Linked DNA regions of Homo sapiens: region 2 is linked to region 1. A link is a loop called in an ENCODE intact Hi-C map of the cell type or tissue named here. Cell type or tissue: K562. All regions are shown on one strand. Links, peaks and the distances in the headings refer to the core of each region. The heading gives the core; the rest is flanking DNA. Region 1 overlaps PPIL6 (peptidylprolyl isomerase like 6). Region 2 overlaps ARMC2 (armadillo repeat containing 2).

What was found. Hi-C counts contacts between places; a loop is a spot of excess contacts. Peaks named below come from ENCODE experiments on the same cell type or tissue, not always from the same donor. Only the 100,000 strongest peaks of a DNase experiment are listed, where the experiment ranks them.
Region 2: a loop joins it to region 1, with 3 times the contacts of the local background. A loop is called at or near these places in 2 of 110 quality-filtered maps.

The regions. Positions count from the first base shown.
Region 1 is chr6:109,394,310-109,399,692 of GRCh38, forward strand. All of the region lies in intron 7 of PPIL6 (peptidylprolyl isomerase like 6), which reads right to left. Among named protein-coding and RNA genes, the nearest start is that of CD164, 15 kb to the left of the region's middle. RefSeq lists a silencer at 2,837-3,131. In K562, for the core only: a CTCF peak has its summit at 2,916; a DNase peak (open chromatin) is centred at 2,952.
Region 2 is chr6:108,911,809-108,917,191 of GRCh38, forward strand. ARMC2 (armadillo repeat containing 2) reads left to right here. Exons shown (of 18, transcript NM_032131.6): 10 at 527-750. All of the region lies in intron 2 of ARMC2-AS1 (ARMC2 antisense RNA 1), which reads right to left. Among named protein-coding and RNA genes, the nearest start is that of ARMC2-AS1, 9.6 kb to the right of the region's middle. In K562, for the core only: a CTCF peak has its summit at 2,618 (motif pointing right); a DNase peak (open chromatin) is centred at 2,593; H3K27me3 peaks cover 124 bases.

The sequences.
Region 1 (5,383 bases), core at 92-5,091:
TTGCAGTGAGCTGAGTTTGCACCACTGCACTCAGCCTGGGCCATAGAGCGAGACTTATCTCAAAAAAAAAAAAAAAAAAAAAAGCCATGCTAGTTTACATCTCTGTAGACAATTGCTGGCCATGAGCTAGAACTTCCTGGGGAGTGGAGCTAGACTTCTGATGGTTCTTTCAATTAAAAAAGGGCAGAGAGACAGGCCAAGACATAGGACTGGTGCCCTCTGTCAGTGCTTGGGCTTGGACAGTGGCTGAGGGGAAGGGTGCAACTTCCATCTCATGAGCCTTTATAGGAGCATGGTCAGTGCCGACACCAAGTGTACTCTAGCCCTCTCTTTGCCTTTGGGCTCTATTTTTGCCATCCCAATAAAAAACCATGACACAGGACAACATTCTGAGGATGAAGGGCAGAGGATAAATAGATTCATTTCTGTCCAAAGAGAGTATGAAGCCTGTTCTCCAACAAGACAAGATAAGCAAAGGCACAGGGACTGTTCTTGGAGTGATGGTACTATGGTTTGGTTGCAGCTTGGCTGCCAGTCTACAAATTGTTTCCAAATTACATTTCCAGCTCTGACTCAGCTTGAATATCCACCTCCTGGGATGCCACCAACTGGCTATCCTATAGGTATCCTAATATGAAACTTGTCCAACTTGAACTCATGATTTTCTCTCCCAAATCCTCCTCCTTATATTCTCTATCTTGGTGAATGGTACCACCCCTCCAACCAGTTCCCAAATCCTAGGAGTTACTCTAGACCTGCACTGCCCAATATGGATGCCACTAGCTACATATCGCTATTTAAACTTAATTATAGGCTGGGAGTTGCAGTGGCTCACACCTGTAATCCCAGCACTTTAGGAGGCTGAGGCGGGTGGATCACTTGAGGTCAGGAGTTCAAGACTAGCTTGGCCAACATGGGGAAAACCCATCTCTACTAAAAATACAAAAATTAGCTGGGCATGGTGGTGCATGCCTATAATCCCAGCTACTTGGGTGGCGGAGGCATGAGAATTGCTTAAACCCGGGAGGCAGAGGTTGCAGTGAGCTGAGATCGCACCACTGCACTCCAGCCTGGGTGACAGAGTGAGACCCTGTCTCAAAAAAAAAAAACCCTTAATTAGAATTAAATATAGTTCCTTAGTCACACTAGCCACATTTCAAGTGCCCAGTGGCCACATGTGGCCAGTGGCTGTCATACTGGGCCGTGCAGAATACAGGACATTTCCATCGTCACAGAGAGTTCTACTGGACAGTGCTGGCCTGGACTCCTCTCAGGCCCTCACCCCCGACTCTAACTTCTTTTTTTTTTTTTTTTTTGAGACAGTCTTACTCTGTCGCCAGGCTGGAGTACAGTGGCGCAATCTCGGCTCACTGCAACCTCTGCCTCCCAGGTTCAAGCGATTCTCCTGCCTCAGCCTCCCGAGCAGCCGGGATTACAGGCATCTGCCACCATGCGTGGCTAACTTTTTGTATTTTTAGTAGAGACGGGGTTTTACCATGTTGGCCAGGATGGTCTCGATCTCTTTTTTTTTTTTTTTTTTTCCTGAGACGGAGTCTCACCCTGTCACCAAGTCTGTAGTGCAGTGGTGCGATCTCCGCTCACTGCAAGCTCCGCCTCCCGGGTTGACACCATTCTGCCTCAGTCTCCCAAGTAGCTGGGACTACAGGCGCCTGCCACCACGCCCGGCTAATTTTTTGTATTTTTTTTAGTAGAGATGAGGTTTCACCGTGTTAGCCAGGATGGTCTCGATCGCTTGACCTCGTGATCGGCCCACCTCGGACTCCCAAAGTGCTTCTCTACTCTAACTTCTCAATGTCTTGAGTTTGTCCACTTATCACCTGCTCATCTGTACTGCTGATGCTTTAGAGCAGGACTTCATTTATGGCCTGTTATAACCATAGCTTCTTAAGTGGTCTTGCTACTTCCTTTTCATTCTTTGCCAATTCATTCCTCACTTCTGCTAAAGAGATTTTTTCTTCAAAATGAGAAGCTGGTTATGTCGCTCACAATGTAAAATTCTCCCATGGCCCCCATCACCTTTGCGTGAGGTTCCTGCTCAGCAGCATGGCACCCGCAGTCCATTGGGAGTTGGACCCTTGCTGACCCTCTTATCCGGCCTCCACCCTTTCCATTCTCCCCTAAGTACCAAGCTCTGCCCAGAACAGATGACTTGTAGATAAGATGCTCTCTTACTCCTCAGGGCCTCTCTGCGAAACCTCTTCACTCTTCCTAAAACTGATTTGACTCATTGTGATTTCTAGCTTCTCTATCTGGCTAACTTCTACGTGACATTTCACTCCTCAGCTCACCTTCTCATGAAACTTTCCATGACCCCCTCCCACCTTACAAGTCTCTTAAAATGAAATAATTCCCCCTCCCCCAAACCCCTTCTACAATGGGTGCACGTGAATGGAGAGCTTACAGGCTTGTTTTGTGATATTCTTTCCCTATGAGCCCACTGGGCCAGCCATGCTCTGTGGATTGCTACAGTCTTTCCTGAAGGACATTCCCAGTGTCATCCATCTGAGAGAGCGGCAGGTTCATGTACCTGGAAACTGGGCTTGGAAGGAGTGCCTGTCTTGGATCAGAGAGGAATATTCTTTATCTCTCTGGACCTTGCTAACCATGTCTGGGCTTCCAAAAGCTCAGACACACCTGGGGATACTGAGAGATGATAGGGAAGAGGCAGCCCTACAACTGGGAAGGAAGGTATCCCTGAAGGAGTTCTATTTCATTAGTTTAACTAGATTATCTAGTTGCCTATTATGTTTTACATTTCTGCTTCTCCCTTAGCACTCTGTAAGGTCTTATTTAAATATTCCAGCCCAGCCCCAACTGTGATTTGGAGACTTTGTTTTTAATTTGGAGATTTAAGGAATACACTGAGATCATACTTGAGGCAGAATAGCAGAATAGAAGGAGGGCAGTGCCTCCCTGAGGACAGAGTGGTGATAACAAAAATTAGAGATTTCTCCAAGAGGAAGGTGGATCATAGAGAACAGGAACCATCAAAAGGAGACCGAGTGCTCTCCACTCCATTGCCGCCCTGTAACGCTCTGTGTTCGCTTTGGTGAAGGGAGTTGGAGGGTGTTTTCTTACCCATCTCCCAATGCACCCTGTACACAGTTTGCATGGCCCATGTCTCACTGTCACATAGCTATTGGCTATTTGACCTTGTTTTCATAACATACTCTAAGCTCGCTGAAGAGCAGGGATTGTACCTTGTCGCTCTTTTTCCCCAGCACTGAGTACCATGAATGGCATACTGCAGGTGCCTAAAGAAATTCTGCTTGAATGAGTTGGGAAAACAGCAGAAGTGAAGGCTGAACAAAGGATGTGGGGCCAGAGGACCTGGAATGCCACTCTAGACTTCAGGCTGTGCAGATGTGGAGGTGGTAATGGAGGCACTAAATGTTTTAAAGTAGTCATGTTTGTGTTTGAGAAAGGTACCTTTAGCTGAGATATAAAAGATCACCAGGAAGTTGGTAGAGGACAGAGACTGTCAGCAACATGACAGAGATTTAAATGGTCCAAGAAATGTTATTTGGATTTAAATGATTCAAGAAATGTTATTTGGATTTAAAACTTTTTTTTTTTTTTTTAAATGGTGTCTCACCCTGTCGTCAGACTGGAGTGCAGTGGTGCGATCTCGGCTCACTGCAACCTCCCCCTGCTGGGTTCAAGCAATTCTCCTGCCTCAGCCTCCTGAGTAGCTGGGACTACAGGTGTGTGCCACCATGCCCAGCTAATTTTTGTATTTTTAGGAGAGATGGGGTTTCACCATGTTGGCCAGGATGGTCTTGAACTCCTGACCTCATGATCTACCCGCCTTGGCCTCCCAAAGTGCTGGGATTACAGGCGTGAGCCACCGCGTCCAGCCTTAAAACTAATTTAATAATGCATTTTCGAAATCAGAATACAATTTATTGGGGACCAGGGAAAACTTAAGACAAGTCATTGTTTTACGTTATGCATCTATTAATGTAATGTTATCTCTTTAAAGATATCCTATGGATGAAAATACACTTTCTATTTTTTCAACCTGGAAGTATCACAGAAAGCATTACACTAAAGGAATTACTGTGGTTAAAATGAACACTGGCATGACATTCCAGGTGCTGGAGAGTCAATAATTATCCCTATGGAGTGGGTGGAATAAATCTAACAGTTATTCAGAAAAATACAAACACTTTACATTATCTCAGGGAAGAAGAAGTAAGCCCTGCCTCATATTCACTCAGTAATTAAAGAGAGAGATGAAACACTGGAGTGATGAAAAGTATTTCTATCATCCATTTTAGGTCCACATGGCTTTAAGCATCTTGCTAATAATATTCTAATAATAACTATTACCTGTGATGTTTTCATATTTAAAATCGTTCAGTAAAAAAAGTTATATGTAACTTGAATAGTTTTCATCTACCTCTTCATGATGTCCATGGACAATTATTGAAATGACTTCACCTCTTCACTTCTACATATTAGTATATTATTAAGCACTGTGGTATGATTCATAGTAATAAAGAATTGATAATATCCTTAAGGCTGAAGATTTGATAGATGGATAGATAGAGACACAGAAAGAACATTATTGTGACTATGCCTAAATGGTTTCTGTTTTTATTTTTTTATTTTGTCTTATATATTTTTTGAGGTAGGGTCTCATTCTGTTGCCCAGGCTGGAGTGCAGTGGCACAATCATGGCTCCCAGGCTCAAGCAATCCTCCCACCGAAACTTCTTCAGTAGCTGGGACTACAGGCACACACCACCACACCCAGCTAATTTTTATTTATTTATTTATTTATTTATTTATTTAAGACAGAGTCTTGCTCTGTCGCCCAGGATGGAGTGCAGTGGCACGATCTCGGCTCACTGCAACCTCTGCCTCCTGGGTTCAAGCAATTATCCTGCCTCAGCCTCCCGAGTAGCCGGGACTACAGGTGCATGCCACCACGCCTGGCTAATTTTTTGTATTTTTAGTGGAGATGGGGTTTCGCCATGTTGGCCAGGCTGGTCTGGAACTTCTGCCCTCGAGTGATCTGCCTGCCTCAGCCTCCCAAAGTGCTGGGATTACAGGTGTGAGCCACTGCACCCGGCCTATTTATTTATTTTTGAGACAGAGTCTTGCTGTGTCACCCCGGCTGGAGTGCAGTGGCATGATCTTGGCTCACTGCAACCACCTCCCAGGTTCATGTGATTCTCCTGCCTCAGCCTCCGGAGTGGCTGGAATTACAGGCACATGCCATCATGCCTGACTAATTTTTGTATTTTTAGTAGAGACGGGGTTTTACCATGTTGGGCAGGCTGCTCTGGAACTCCTGGCCTTAAGTAATTCACCTGCCTTGGCCTGCCAAAGTGCTGAGATTACAGGCATGAGCCACC
Region 2 (5,383 bases), core at 60-5,059, 480 kb before region 1:
AAAACCAAGTAGTGGTATGTTATTTGAATAAATGTTCTTAAGTTGTCTTGGGAAAAGGATAGGCGTTATATTCAAGTTATCTTTCTAGGGTGATTGAGATTTTTTTTTAAGCCCCTTCATGGATTTCCCACTAAGAATACAGTTACAAATATATTCTTAAAGGCTTGTTGAAGTTTAACTCTTAGATGTGTTAAATTATTAGTATTCTATGACTCAAAATTTTTGTAACAAAAAATAAAGGTCAATAAATAATTAGTAAGAGGCAAGGAATGACATTAATTAAAAGAATACTTTCTCATTTATTTATTAACAATCCCATCCTTCTGCTGAAATTACTATTACAGAGACTTATCTTAGCTAAAAGTAAGCTTTTCTCTTATACTATATAACTCTTAACAAGCACTTGAATGTAGATTTTGATAAATATATTTTACGAAGTGTATTTTATGTTCACACACAAGTGCTTTAATATATTTCTCTCCAGCTGTTATACTCAGACATTTATAATAATTAATCTTTTTGACAGAATCATTATTGGAGGTACTAAGAAGTGAAGACCTGCAAACTAACATGGAAGCTTTTTTATACTGTATGGGGTCTATAAAGTTCATTTCTGGAAATCTGGGATTTCTTAATGAAATGATCAGCAAAGGTGCTGTGGAAATACTGATAAATTTGATAAAACAAATAAATGAGAACATCAAGAAATGTGGTACATTTTTGCCTAATTCGGGCCACTTGCTAGTCCAGGTAAGTATTTTACTTGAAAACGTTAGATGTGTAAAATTAGTTTTCACATTGCCTAATGCCAGTTTTAAAAGAATGGCATGCAAGAGGCCCCTACAGCCAGGTGTGGGTGCCTGGCCTCCAAGGGCAGCAGCCATAGCCCACCTCCACCCCATGAGGGCCTGGTGCCTGTTGTCCTGGACAGGCTATTCCATGGCTATTACAAGAGCAGCTCTCCACACAGCATGCGCTTTCACTGCCCTGCAGAGAAAGCAGGCCTGGAAGAAGGAAAAAGTTGTACCTCTCTGCAAAACAATTGCATGTTAGAGTCAAAATTTTAACAAGCTGCTTAGAGTGTTGAAGATGGGCCTGGCCTGGAGATGATTTATGATGATTGGTAGCTAATGTCATTACTCTTGTAAGAAACAGAAGGTAACGGGATTGAGTGGACAGTCACTGAGGTGGGTATGTAGATATCAGGCAGCCCCGAGACTGTAGGAATGCAGGGAACAAAACTGGACGCATGGAATATAAACAGAGCAGGTAGACCAATTTTGTTATATGTTAGGGTTTTATTACTTCTGTTGTAGCAGATTAAATTTCATAGTTAAATTATTTTCACTGGAGCTGCTCTGGCTTGGATACTCTTTTAGATGAGATTTTACTTTTTAATAGCATTCATATATCAAATAATAGCATCTTTGATGTAATAATTCATAGGATTCGAAATGTGTTTGTCAATTAATGAGGATTGATTGAGCACTCAGAGCACACTAAGCCATTGGGAAACTGTGTTAAAAATTAGATTTAGGCCCTGCCTTCAAGATGCTTAAAATATTTAGGATGATTATTAATTTTGGACTTTGTGGTCTGTCTCCATTTTGAAGAAGATTGTGAAAACCTCTTTTAGTCATCAATGATGCACAGTTTTTCTGTATGCCCTGTTTTGGCTAGGAAGACTTCAGAAACATTTTCCATGCTCCCAGTGTTATCGAATCATTTAATTTTTTCCCTCAATGAAAATAGTAATTTCTAATTATAGAATAATTATATTTCCTGTTAAAATGCTGAAAAGTATAAGGAAGAATATAAAAATCACCTGCAATTTTTTCACCCTGAGATAACACCTCCAGCATTTTGGTGGTCATTTATATACATATACATAATTTAATAGAATTCTCACTTTTTAAATAACCCGTTACTTTTAATAGTCACTTTTGTTTGTTTGCTATCATTCTCTTCCCTCCCTGTTTCTCCTTCTGGTTTATCCATTTAGCTAACATTGTTCACACTGATGTGTTCAGCACCTTTTAGTACACACACAGGATTCAACAAATGGAATATTCTATGCCCTTCTCTCTCCTCATTTAACAATATGTAGTAAAAATCCCTTGAGTTAACCCTAAAGACTTATTTAATTCTTCTTAATGACTGCATAATATTCTGTGATTAGGATATATCTCAAATTCTCAGCCATTCCCATATTGAGATATTCACTCTGTTTTAAATTTTTATGTAACAGCTTATGGGATTCTTGTCTAGTTAATCTCTTTCCAACCCCATCTTATACATATATAAATGTGGTTTGCTGTTTGCATCAACTATATCACTGTGTGTGTATGTCTGTGTGTGTGTATGTGTGTGTATGTGTGTGCACCCACACACATATGATCAGTGGGTATGAAGGGAAGTTGAGTGTTACTGTGACCAAAAATATATCAAATCAAGAAAGGGGACCTCTGGTGTGCACATATAGTATATTACTCCCTGTGTTACTCTTTTATGTCCCTTTCCCCTGGATTCAGCATCCTTAGGTGCAAACTGATTCACCAGGTCGGATCCCCCCTCCTTTCCTGACATTTGTGTCCCCCCACCTCTAGGGGGCGCTGTAGAAGTTCCTCCTCACTGCCCACCACCACCTGCCACCACCTGATGGCAGTGGGCTCTGTCATTGTCTCCAAAGCCTTTCTTGGAACCAGCCTAAGGCCTGGCATGGGTGACCCACACCCCTGTCTAGCAGGAGAAAATGGAGCCCATGATGGCATCCACCCGAACTTACTCCAGCTGTGGTCACCAAATGCCATTTGTATCAACTGTATCACTGTTTGTGTGTTTACAGATTTGGGAAGGAAGGAGACATTGTTTTAGTCTTTGTCATTTGCAGAATCCCCTGAATGGGACATTTCCTCATATTTAATGAAAACAAAAGCTGTTTTGTATCATACAAATGATAAAATGTAAGCAACAAGACTTCACTCCAAGAGCAGATGAAAGCCTCTGCTTTTGTGAATGTGTAACACTGACTGACTTTTCACCAGCCGGTTCATGTGCAAATTCAGCCAGACAGATCTGGCCACAAGCAGAAGTGTCTGTTTACACCAGCTTTGAGAACCTGGTAACTCCAGCTCAGCAGGCATTTTTTTTTTTTTCTTTTTGAGACAGAGTTTTGCTTTTGTCACCCAGGTTGGAGTGCAATGGTGTGACCTTGGCTCACTGCAACCTCCACCTCCCAGGTTCAAGCGATTCTCCTGCCTCAGCCTCCTGAGTAGCTGGGATTACAGGCACCCGCCACCACGCCTGGCTAATTTTTTTTGTATTTTTAGTAGAGACAGGGTTTCACCATGTTGGCCATGCTAGTCTCAAACTCATGACCTCAGGTGATCTGCCCACCTCGGCCTCCCAAAGTGCTGGGATTATAGGTGTGAGTTACTGTGCCTGGCCAGGAGGCATTTTTAAAAGCAGCTTTTTTCAATTGAAAAAATAAATAAATTACTTGTGGCTGTAGTAAGAATAAAATAATGTCTGCCAGCCAGAGAGAACATGACGAGGGCCAAAAAGATACAAGCAGGCAACATCTAGTGGCGTGACTGCTTTTCTTCTATGACTTTCAACCCCAAGAACCTCAGGAGCTTTGGCCCACTTTCTGGGGACCTCATATTACAGAACTTCGCTTGCTTTAACATCTGGCACAGCGTTAGAGTCATCTTGTTTTCCAAAAGCAGCTCCGTTGGGCTCATTGAAAGAGTGGAAAACATCTTCCAAAGCTGGACCCTGAAGATTGTGCAGGATTTGGGAAACTAGAACAAAGGGAAAAGGATGTTGAACACTCAAGTGGGAAATAAATAAGGTGTGTTTGGGAGGTGCTGAAGAGGTAGGGCTGTCTAGAGTAGAGATTCTGTGTGGGAATCTTGGAAGGTGAGATTCACAAGGTACAGCCACGAGTCTTGAATACCAGCTGCCAAGAGTGGACTTGGGGCAACAAGGAGCAGTTGGAGGTGAGTGCATGGGGGGACGAGATGAGATCAGAGCGGCAGAAAGATGAATGTGCACAAAATGTTAAACTGATAAAGACCAAATAGCTGAAAAGTGATGGGAGGAGAACGTATCCGTGATACATGACAGATTGGAGGGCTAAGATCTCAAACACAGCAGCCCCAGTTAAGAGGCATTGCTGCAGTTAGATTTTAGACTGATTAGAATGGAGACAAAGGAATGGGTATGAAGGAAAAGCTCCTTCAAAGCAGACGGACTAATGTTGCTTAGAGGAAAAAAAAACACAGTGTTGAACTTTGGAAGGTCTTCTTTGTGTTGTTTCTTACATATATGTATACGTATGGCTGTATGTATTGATATATGTTTATCACCTGGTGGCTGAAATCAAGAGACACTCATTTCACAAGTTTTGTGGCGTGGCTGCTCTGTGTCAAACATGTTCTGGGTGATGAGTAAGACAGGAGAGCTGTCAGTAGGCACCTACTTTTTGGTGATCCCTGTATCCAGATAATAGTATTCCAATGCTTATTCTTCTGCAAAATTATGGTACTTCCACATGGCCAACATTGCATTCAGTTCTGCATGTCAGAAATGTAATAGCATTTTGAGAAGGACAAGATGCTCAGAGAAACTGGGTGCTGCCACCTGTGCATCAAGTCAAAGCGTGAATAGCCCCAGGCTGGCAAAACTGGAGATGCGAGTTTGTCTGTAAAGTCGTAAGAGTAAAGCAGGTTAAACTGTGCATGTTCACTGAACTCCAGAACACTAGAATTTAGGGTGAGCTCCCTGGAACTTGGAAAAACAGAAATATAGGCCAACTAACAGGCAAGGCCCCTAAATGCCAGTAGTAAATTGCACCACCAAGGAGGTGGCACAGATGGAAAGAGGGACTTGTCAGTGTTGCTCTAGAATGGATTATCATGAGGTGTTAGGGTTCGTCTGTGACCTTTAAAGAGCTACAGTCGGGCAGGCATGACACAGGAGCTGAAGGAAACTCCTGGGGTCACCTCCATCTGAAAGTCTGTTTTGGTCTCTGTTGTGCCCTTTCCTGGAGAACAGAAGAGTCTTCTGTCTATGTCACAATCACAACTAAGCCCAAATTCTCCCGGTGTCTCCTTTGTCCTCTGTGTCTTGAGAACATCATGTACAAAGCTGCTTTGCTGTGATTGAAGGAAATCTCAATGTACTTACATTAACAGCTAGGTAATTTATAGGTGTACAATGTAACTATTAAAGCTCAGATTGACTTGAACTTGCATGCCTATTTTTTGGATTCACTTGTACTTCCAATCTGTTTTTTCTTTACAGCCTGACCCAGTTGATTTTGAATTCAATCCTTAGAGAAATGTATTATTTGCCTTCTTTAGATATACTGTTTTTGAAG